2 separate regions of the Homo sapiens genome follow, and region 2 is linked to region 1. Evidence: read pairs that join two places in POLR2A ChIA-PET (ENCODE). Cell type or tissue: GM12878. All regions are shown on one strand. Links, peaks and the distances in the headings refer to the core of each region. The heading gives the core; the rest is flanking DNA.

Region 1 (5,385 bases), core at 242-5,241:
CCCACACCATCGACGTCTGGGTTATTTGAACTCTAGATCAGTTTCCATATGTGGTCATGTATAAATTTTGTAAAATTCGTGAGGCTAGACATAGAAGGCCTCCACCCAGCCTAGGACTGGACTCTGTGATGTCTTGGTGCACTTTTCTAAGGGCCAACTGACTCTATGCAGTGGCCTAACCTTCTGGATGGGTGATTTCTAAGCCACTGTGGCTTCCTGTCTTCCAACTTCACCTTGACAGACCCTAAACCTGTTTCCTGACCTCAGAGAAATAGACACAAGCATTAAAAACAAACAAACAAACAAACAAACAAACAACCTCAGCAATAACAAGAACAGGTGCCCGCAGGCCCTTCTGTAATTGAGAATCAGAGACCCCTCTCTGATGGGTGGAAAGGAAGAAGCAGACAGAGTGTAGTTGTAAAGGCTTGAATCCCATTAAGGAGGACAGGCAGCCTGCGGCATGGGGCTCTCCATAGATAATAGCTGTACTTTTAGCATATTAAGTATCAAATTGAACATCACAGAAGCTTGTGTGCAATTTTACAATTTTCTCCTTATTATCTCTAATTGTTCTGTAAGATTGAATGTGTGGAGCCTCGATTTACCGACTAAATAGGAACCCTGTGCGGGAGCCCTCTTACCCCACAGGTAGGAGCAATCAACTCAAGATGGTGCCCTAATTAGTCCTGAGAGATTTTATGACTGTAATTATAATAATTTCAACTCCTAGGGAAGGAAGCATGGGATGGGCCCCCACTCTAAAGACTATGCTCCAGGCTAGTAAGCATAGGTTTTTTTTCTTTTTTGAGACAGAGTTTTGCTCTTGTTGCCCAGGCTGGAGTGCAATGGCATGATCTCGGCTCACTGCAACCTCCACCTCCTGGGTTCAAGCAATTCTCCTGCCTCAGCCTCCTGAGTAGCTGGGATTCCAGGCATACGCCACCATGCCCAGCTAATTTTGTGTTTTTAGTAGAGACGGGGTTTCTCCGTGTTGGTCAGGCTGGTCTCAAACTCCCGACCTCAGGTGATCTGCCCGCCTTGGCCTCCCAAGGTGTTGGGATTACAGGCGTGAGCCACTGCGCCCAGCCGTAAGCATAGTCTTTAGAGTAGAGGCCCGTGCTTCTTGTTGGCTTACCAACAAGAAGTTTCAGCCTGCCAGGAGCAGTTGTAAGCCTGGGATTTGGGGCTATGTGTTTTTCTGAGTGACTTGATTTTTGCTTCAAATTCAGTTTCCTTGGGCAGTGGTGCTGGCAAGCGTTCATACCTGGTTTTCGTGGCGTGTGACTCCATTCTGCCTGAAGCTGCATATCTGGAGTGATGAGGGGCTTATTACAATTTCTTACTGATCCACCCCTTAGCCATGCTGCTATTTTGAGGGACACTCCTTGGCATGATATTTATTTGCTTAAATGGGCTTCAGGCAAAAGAGCGTTTCTCCATGTGATGGAACAGGGAGGTGAAAATTGAAGTCTAAAAGCTTATTTTTGATGAGAAGAGAAAAACCTAAAAGCATTTTTCTTCAGGCTCAGCAAAGACAGAATATTGGCCAGTTCAGACAAGTTGAGAATAAGCTCAAGTATTTACGCAGTTGCATGGTTGTTGGTGGAAAGGCTTTCTTGGTCTCCTCCATTGCCACAGGCATTATAGTTTAGAATGGGAGGCTGTTTGTAGCTTGGAGATTTCGAGATAGTGAAATCCATTCAAGTGGAAGAGCTACCAGCCTCTGAAGAGTTGACCAGAAACCTCACAATCACTAAATTCAGATTTATTGAGAATCTATATGAGAAGCTCTATGTCTATGCCTTAATAAAATGACAACCTTCCATCCTCTTCATAAACATTCTCAAGAACCCAATTCTACATACCATACCCAGACTGTTAAAAGGAATTTCTCTCTGTGTCTCTCTGTCTCTCTGTCTCTCTCTCTGTCTCTCTCTCTCTCTCTCTCTGTCTCTCTCTCTTCTCCCCCTGGAATCCGGACATTGCCAATACTGGGGGTTTCTTATTTTGACACCATTTTCTCTACACTAAAAGAACATTGTGTTATTTTCTTATTTGGCTTTTTGGAAAGAGACGATCCATTTCAACAGATGTTTTGTTCTGTTGATATTACAACTTACTTGTCCAACAAATATATTGCCAGAAGCAACTACAGATTCAATAGGAGATGATCCCGTAGTAACTAGCATGATCCATCCAACCTAAAAGGAAGAAAGGGACAAAGTCAGCAAAGAACTTTTTGTATACCCAAAACTTCAAAGTAGGGATTAAAATCCTTAAACTGGTGTAAAATATTGAGGGCTTCAACATTTGTCAGCAAGCTAATGATGGAGCTAAAGGTAAGTTTAACTTATTGAGCCCCTAGAGCAGGCCAAGCAAATCCTCTTATTGGAGTAGTAAGTCTGAGTCATTGCGTATACTTTGAACATTATACAAATCAATTTCTATAGGTCTATTGTATACAAGTAATAAATGACAATTGCTAACATGCTTATGGAAGGCTTTACTGCATTCCAGGCACTGTGTTAAGCCCTTGACAGTCCAGAAAATGCAATTAATTCTTACAATAACTCTTTGAGAGAGGTCCTATGTAATTATACTCATTTTATTAAAGAGGAAACCAAAGCACAGAACAGTTTAGTTGTTTTGTCAAAGGTCACCCATATGTAGCAGGATGTATTTGAGGTTTGGTCTTTTTTACTTAATTGAAATGAACGTGGTTTTTGGTTCCACTTTTGTACTGGCCTTTCAACTAGAGATGGTGGATGAGGACTTCCTGTTGCATTCTCTCTCCTTGCTTTTTAGTTTAGACAAGAGCATAACAATTCTGAATGTTTTGGGGTTTAAACAGGAAATTATGGGCCCTGGAGTTCTTGCTGTCATTCTGAACTCTGCTACTACCTGTATTCTGGTTCCCTCTCTCTCTTCTCTTCCTTTTTGTACATTTTGATTTATTTATTGGGATCAAGGAGGGCTGGGGCTGTGCCCCAAGCACTGCCTGCACTGCTCTGTGCTCGTGTGTGGTGCATCCAAATTAGCTGACGGAGCTCCTTGTCCTCTGATCTAACACATGAACATAGGACTCATTGAGGCTAGGGCAGCAGGAAGGACATGAACTCTTCAGCTGTGTGTGTGTATGTGTGTGTGTATGCATGCACGCTCATGCTTATGAAACTCCCTCAGGAGTGAAAAGCTGTTTCTCCTTTTTGCTTCAATTTCTCTAGCACCTCCAAAACCAGAAGTGTCTACTTTTGTAACCTCCTTAAGCAAGGTAGCATACAATTAAGGAGTAGCTTAAAAAAGAAAAAAAGATAAGCACAGGGCGGTTAACCAAGATGAAGGAATAACATCATTTCCCCCAGCAGTATCTGACCTCAATTCCTCCGCTAAAGAAGTAACTGCTATAGTTTCATGAAGATATCCAGTGCTTTGCAAATCAAAACCCTATTAGAAGCTCCTGAGATAAAATTCCCTCCATGGACACATTTAGGATTGGAGGTTTTGAATCTAATCACTTAGGTGGTGATGGTGGATAATGGTAGGAAGAGAAAGGCACTTCGTAAATACCTGCATAAAAGGCCTTGAGGACTTCGTGCCTGAGATAATCAGCTCTACACCTATAACCCAGTCCCTCCCAGCCCCAGTACCTTTCTAATAATCCACTGCATCAGTCCCAGGTAGTACAGCATGGACATCACAGTGCTGAAGAAAACCACGATCGGCAGGACCTGTGGGGACAGAAACAAACATGGATTAATGATGGGTCCAGCTGCACCAGCAGGTTTTATATCAGGCCTCCTCTCTGTCTCCTTTTCTCCCTCTGAAACATCATAAAAATATGGGAAACTCCTCTTGAACTTTAATCAGGCAGCTTCCCTATCTACAGTCTTTTATTCTAATTTGTCACAGGACTTTGACTTTTTTCCCCTGTCTTCTATGGTGAGCTTTTTTTGCTCAAAGAAGGAATGAAGTTTGGGGGGATTTGTAATACCTAGATCAATACACTGAAGGCTGTCAGAAAATATTCTTGTCCTGGTGCTAAAAAGACATGGGCTTCACCACTAGTTAGCAGAGTAACCTAAGTTGAGATAAATTGTGAGCAACCTCAGAGCCTTATTCTGAGTAGCTGTAGAGATCAGGTAAGGCATGGTAGGTGCTGACACATAGTGCCTCCTACTGGATGGCAGACACACCTGACAGCAATAACTTCAGCATGTCCTGAGAATGACCCTATGGTCTAAGCGTGTGTGTTTGGAGTTCCAAACTAAGGAACCTGGGAGCGGCCATTCCAAAGATTCATTCCTTATCTATAAGGAATATCTGAACCCTTGGCCCATTCCGTGGAAAGCAGGCCATATGGGGGATCCAGGCCCTTTGTTTTGGGTTAAATGAAGGTTGGGAGGTGGAGGTTGCTGGGGGAGGTTACTAAGTGAGAATGCTATATAAACTGCCTGCCTTTTACAAACAGTAGCGGTTCTCCTCTCTAGCCTGCTGCCACTGGACTGCCCTGCATGTGAGTCCCCCTCAATAAACCCTATGTCTCATTTGCTGGCTCCAGGTCTTTTCTTTGGCCGCTCAAACATGGTGCCCCCCCTACTGAAGTCAATAGGGGTCTGTCATGACCTTATGCAGTAAACATTCATTCTTCTAGCTTTTAAAATAATAGTGATTTTACCTATAGATTTTCAAATTACTAAAAAGTGACTGCATTTTGGAAGCTACTTTAGTTCTGTGTTAAAGGCCATTGTATTTTCCAGCTGGGCTCGGTGGCTCACACCTGTAATCCCAGCACTTTGGGATGCTGAGGCGGGCGGATCACCTGAGGTCAGGAGTTTGAGACCAGCCTGGCCAACATGGCGAAACCCTGTCTCTACTAAAAATACAAAAATTAGCCAGGCGTGGTGGCACACTCATGTAATCCCAACTACTGGGGAGGCTGAGGCAGGAGGATTGCTTGAACCTGGGAGGCAGAAGTTGCAGAGCCGAGATTGTGCCATTGCACTCCAGCCTGGATGGCAGAGCAAGAGTCCATCTCACAAAAACAAACAAACAAACAAACAAAACAAACAAACAAAAAACCATTGCATTTTCCTAGATCCTATTTTCCTGATGCTCTTTGGGTGCCTTCAGTGCAGCCAATGTTTCCACAGAGAGCAGTTTCTACCCTGCATAGACCACAAAGAGCTGTGGGCTGGGTCCCTCCTCAGCCTCATCCTACTGTACCCCCTCCCTACTGTTCCCCGGCTAACTGGCCAGAGAAAGCTGCTACCAGAGGCACAGAATGACCGAGGACAATTTGTACAGGATCTAATTTAGAAAAAAATCCATTAATAATATATATTAAAAGACATTTTGTGCCAGTATTCAGAGCTCACTCACGAT
Region 2 (5,385 bases), core at 1-5,000, 290 kb before region 1:
GAAAATAGTCCTGTCTTTCTACAACTTCATCTTATAACTCTTACTGCTTTTTGTCTTATCTCCCAGGGCCATTTCTGAGCAGTGGAGGTTTCAAGTAATCCACTAACAACCAGTTCCAAATTCTGTCATCAAATCCTGTGCTGCTGTTCCTCGTGGTAAGTTTTCTTATGGACATAGTAAAACTTTAATATATTCTACTTCATAAATATCTTCATCTGTAGAAGGAACAAAGTATACTTTTGTGAACACATGATTGATTGGGCTTTACTGTTTTGCTACTGCTTTATCATACTGAGAAAATCAGAAGTTAAATATTTATATATTTGCCTGGCCAGACTTTTGAAAATATTTAGCCCAACAAATAAGATGCTTTACATCTATCAGCTCAGAGTCTGCTGTTATTTGTTATAATTTTATCTTTAGACCACATATTCAAGTACTAAATGGACAGACACAGTGGTATGTTTTAATAGAGTTAAATTAGAACTATTGCACATACATAAAGAACATTAGTGAACATTGTTTCTTAACTAAATTTTAAATGATTAGAATGTGATTATTAGATCAATTATAATATATTATACAGTAGTCTCCCTTTCTCCGTGGTTTTGCTTTCTGTGGTTTCAGTTATCTGCAGTCAACCAAGGTCTGAAAATATTTAGCAGAAAATTCCAGAAATAATTCATAAGTTTTAAATTTAGTGCTGTTCCGAATAGTGTGATGAAATCATACCCTGGACTTGGATCATCCCTTTGTCCAGCATATCTATGCTGTTTATGCTACCCACCCTTTAGTCACTTAGTAGCTGGTTGGTCATCGGATTTAAAAAAATAATATATATTAAGTTTGATAATATTTAGAGTTTCAGACATCCACTGGGGGTATTGGAGCATATTCCCCATAGATAAGGGAGGCTAATGTAACTACTGTTTACTGAATATCCTTTATAGGTCTGACATTATGCTTTACAAATATAATTCATGTGATCCTGTTAACAATCCTATAAGATAGATGGTAGTGTTGACATTTTATAGATGAAAAAACTGGTTACAGAAGTTGAGAATTTTATATTAGGTCACATATCTTGTAACTTGACAGAGCCAGCTTTCAAACCTAGGTATAGCTGTCTCAAACCTTTTGATTTTCTCATTTTACCATCTGATTATGTGTAGTGTTTCAATTTCGACCATGTAAGATGCTGAAGAGTGAAAAATCTAAAGGGTGTGCCTGTCTGTGCATTGTAGAGAATTACAGAAGCTGTATTCAAATATACTGAATTATCTAAATTTTTTTGTTTTTTGTTTTCAGGTAATAGATGCATATTATTTCTTTTATTTAAAAGAAATGAATGTGACTAGTATTGCATTAAGAGCTGAAACTTGGCTTTTAGCTGCATGGCATGTTAAAGTACCTCCGATGTGGCTGGAAGCTTGTATTAACTGGATTCAAGAAGAAAATAATAATGTTAACTTGAGTCAGGCCCAAATGAATAAACAAGTGTTTGAGCAGTGGCTCCTTACTGATCTGAGGGATTTGGAGCATCCTCTTTTACCCGATGGCATTTTAGAAATTCCAAAAGGAGAATTAAATGGATTTTATGCTCTGCAGATTAATTCCTTGGTTGATGTAAGTCAGCCTGCATACTCCCAGATACAGAAGTTGAGAGGAAAGAATACAACAAATGATCTAGTTACAGCTGAAGCACAAGTAACCCCAAAACCTTGGGAAGCAAAGCCTTCACGAATGTTGATGCTGCAGCTAACTGATGGAATCGTACAAATACAGGGAATGGAATATCAGCCTATTCCAATTCTTCATAGTGATCTTCCTCCAGGTACAAAAATTTTGATTTATGGAAATATATCTTTCCGTCTTGGTGTTCTCTTATTGAAACCAGAAAACGTGAAAGTGTTAGGAGGTGAAGTAGATGCTCTTTTAGAAGAATATGCCCAAGAAAAAGTACTTGCAAGATTAATAGGGGAACCTGATCTTGTAGTTTCAGTCATACCAAACAATTCTAACGAAAACATTCCCAGAGTTACAGATGTTCTAGATCCTGCATTAGGTCCTTCTGATGAAGAACTCTTGGCAAGTCTTGATGAAAATGATGAGCTTACAGCAAATAATGACACTTCCTCAGAACGATGTTTCACCACAGGTAGTTCCTCAAATACCATTCCCACAAGACAGTCAAGTTTTGAGCCAGAATTTGTTATTTCTCCAAGACCAAAAGAGGAACCATCAAACCTATCTATACATGTAATGGATGGAGAATTAGATGACTTTTCACTGGAGGAGGCCTTGCTTTTAGAAGAAACTGTCCAGAAAGAACAGATGGAAACTAAGGAATTGCAACCATTGACTTTTAACAGAAATGCCGATCGAAGTATAGAGAGATTTTCACATAATCCTAATACTACGAATAACTTTTCTTTGACTTGCAAAAATGGAAACAATAATTGGAGTGAAAAAAATGTATCTGAACAAATGACTAATGAAGACAAATCATTTGGTTGTCCATCTGTTAGAGACCAAAACAGGAGTATTTTTTCAGTTCATTGTAATGTACCCTTAGCCCATGATTTTACAAATAAAGAAAAGAACTTAGAGACAGATAATAAAATAAAACAAACCAGCAGTTCAGATAGCCATTCCTTAAATAATAAAATATTAAATAGAGAGGTGGTCAACTATGTACAGAAAAGGAATTCACAAATTTCTAATGAAAATGATTGTAATTTACAGAGTTGTTCTTTAAGATCATCAGAGAATAGCATTAATCTTTCTATTGCCATGGATTTGTATTCTCCACCCTTTGTCTATTTGTCTGTTCTAATGGCCAGCAAACCAAAGGAAGTTACAACAGTGAAAGTGAAAGCATTTATTGTAACCTTAACTGGAAATCTCTCAAGTTCTGGTGGTATTTGGAGTATAACTGCAAAGGTGTCTGATGGTACTGCATATCTAGATGTAGACTTTGTGGATGAAATACTTACTAGCTTGATAGGGTTCTCAGTACCAGAAATGAAACAGTCAAAAAAGGATCCTCTTCAATACCAAAAGTTCCTGGAAGGGTTGCAGAAATGTCAAAGAGATCTAATAGATTTGTGCTGTCTAATGACTATTTCATTTAATCCTTCCTTGTCTAAAGCAATGGTACTGGCATTACAAGATGTTAATATGGAACACCTTGAGAATCTAAAGAAGCGGTTAAATAAATAATTAAACTAAAATAGTATTAGGAACAATTAAAAACAACAAGGAAATATTTAGAATTTGTTCACAATTTTACTTATGATACTTTGTGTAAAAAGGAAAAATGAAATTTCATAGCTTATTTCAGTTTAATTTTAAAGTGTTTAATCATGTTTGTTATATGTGGAGCTTTTGAAAATAAGTTAATCTTTTTTTTTTTTTTTTTAATGTCAGGGTATTGCTCTGTTGCCCAGGCTAGAGTGCAGTGGCATGATCATAGGTTATTGCATCAACCTCTTGAGCTCAAGCGATCCTCCTGCCTTAGCCTCTTGAGTTGCTGGGACTATAGGCATGTACCACCATGCCCAGCTAATTTATAATTACTATTATTGTTTTGTAGGGACAGAGTTTTGCTATGTTGCCCAGATTGGTCTCAAACTCCTGGCCTCTCACTCCTGCCGTCATGGCCTCCAAAGTTTACTTTTTTTAAAAGTAACTGTTAGATGGAGGAATATGGTGACCCACTATTGTTGAGAAATTTGTTTTCCACTTGTCACGTCACATAAGATGATTGCTAAAATATTGTACTGGTGTTCGGTGGTGAGTCATATTTTTGAAAGTTAATAATTATAAATAGGTAATTTCCTTCTAATATGTTGGTACTGTCTATGGCCATACCACCCTGAACATGCCTGAGCTTGTCATAATATGTTGAGTACCCAAAAGATTTGTTTATATTGTTAATCTTAGGGAAAAAAAATTAAAATCCAGTAGATCAGAACATCAGGCTTTCAGATACAAATTGATTTACTGGTTTTTATTTTGCTGATTATAATATTTGGTATATTTAAGGTAATCTAGTTAACTAGATGCTATTTCATAGATTATATTGAATGATTTAAAACTTTATTTTCAAGGATAGTTTATTTTAAATGGCATATTGAAAACATCATTATTAAGATCCAGTAGGTAGGACATTTATTGGATTAAAATGAAGCATTTATCTATGTCTTTAGGTGTCATTGTTCCCTTTCTGAATTAGCTGTACATATAAGCCTTCCTTTGGTTTTAAGTACTGATTTTTTTTTAAAAAAAAGAGGGACTGTTTACCATTCTTCCACTGTGCTGTTATAAAGTTGTATTTGAAAGGTAATGTTGTTTTTATTAATCTTTTGTCTTAAAATAATTTAAAGTGCTTTGAATTTTAAAACATTAAACAAATCCTTAAATAACAAAATACATTGGTGTTTTATTTTATTGAAAATAATGTAACGAAATATCAGGAAGTAAGATAAATACATGTATGATGTATGATAATAGAAGTAGAAGAGAAAGATTTTAAAATATTTTCATTGTTGTATCAGGGTTCAAAGCACCAGGACACAGATATTGCTAATATATGCCCTAGTAATAATCTTGTCTATATACTTGCATAGCTTTTTAATAAGTGATCTGAATGGGATAGCTTTATCTTTCATTATCTTTTCATTAAATTTTCTCCTTCTATACTCTCATCTCTGTGAATGGGGCTTGAAAATTGGGATTAGAACTTCTTTTCATATTGTCATTAAAGACTGGCTATCGTACTTTTTATCAATCTATGCTACTATATTGGTTCTTGGTACATCCTGTTTCTAGTCTTCTCTGGCCTGGATTACTGCAGTGGTTTACTAATTGGTCTTTTATCTTATTTTGCCCTCAAACCGTACTCCATAATGTTAGCAGAGTGATCTTTCGAAAATAAGTTTCTTCTTGTTTTCTCTTCATTAACCTTTAATACCAACCTCCTCCCACCCCATTACTTATAGGGTGAAGTCCAAACTCCTCATTGAGTAAGTAAGGACTTTCGTGATCTGGCCCCTGACTTCTTTTTTAGCCTTATCTTGCCCCATTACTCTTTGCCTCTGAGTTTTAGGGGTACCAAGTTATTTGTAGTGCACTAAACATGTGGAAGAATATACCTCTTACTTTCATACTCATGCTTATAGTGCCTGATCCCCCTACCTTCCTAAATCATTTCCAATTCAGTTTAAGCTTTAGGTGCCTGTTACAGTGTTTCATGAATTCCCCTGCCCACTTGCATGCTCTCCTGTACGTTGTACAGACTAATATTATGTGTGTTTTTACTGTGCTTGTTTCTCTGTTATTCTGCTGCTACGTTTTTGGTAGGATAAGTCTTATGGGGCTGTC

What was found. ChIA-PET counts read pairs that join two places held together with the same protein. Peaks named below come from ENCODE experiments on the same cell type or tissue, not always from the same donor. Only the 100,000 strongest peaks of a DNase experiment are listed, where the experiment ranks them.
Region 2: POLR2A ChIA-PET joins it to region 1 with 13 read pairs; 1 of 35 experiments calls an interaction of 5 or more read pairs at or near these places.

Annotation. Positions count from the first base shown.
Region 1 is chr9:84,290,545-84,295,929 of GRCh38, forward strand. It overlaps SLC28A3 (solute carrier family 28 member 3), which reads right to left. Exons shown (of 18, transcript NM_001199633.2): 9 at 3,651-3,731; 10 at 2,124-2,204. Among named protein-coding and RNA genes, the nearest start is that of SLC28A3-AS1, 15 kb to the left of the region's middle. RefSeq lists enhancers at 2,851-2,910, 3,301-3,380. In GM12878, for the core only: a CTCF peak has its summit at 4,181 (motif pointing left); DNase peaks (open chromatin) are centred at 2,757 and 3,147; H3K4me3 peaks cover 434 bases; H3K27ac peaks cover 3,366 bases.
Region 2 is chr9:83,999,643-84,005,027 of GRCh38, forward strand. It overlaps RMI1 (RecQ mediated genome instability 1), which reads left to right. Exons shown (of 3, transcript NM_001358291.2): 2 at 67-155; 3 at 1,309-4,432. The coding sequence starts at 1,345. The coding sequence ends at 3,222. Among named protein-coding and RNA genes, the nearest start is that of RMI1, 22 kb to the left of the region's middle. In GM12878, for the core only: no CTCF peak of the experiment used is centred there; a DNase peak (open chromatin) is centred at 2,887.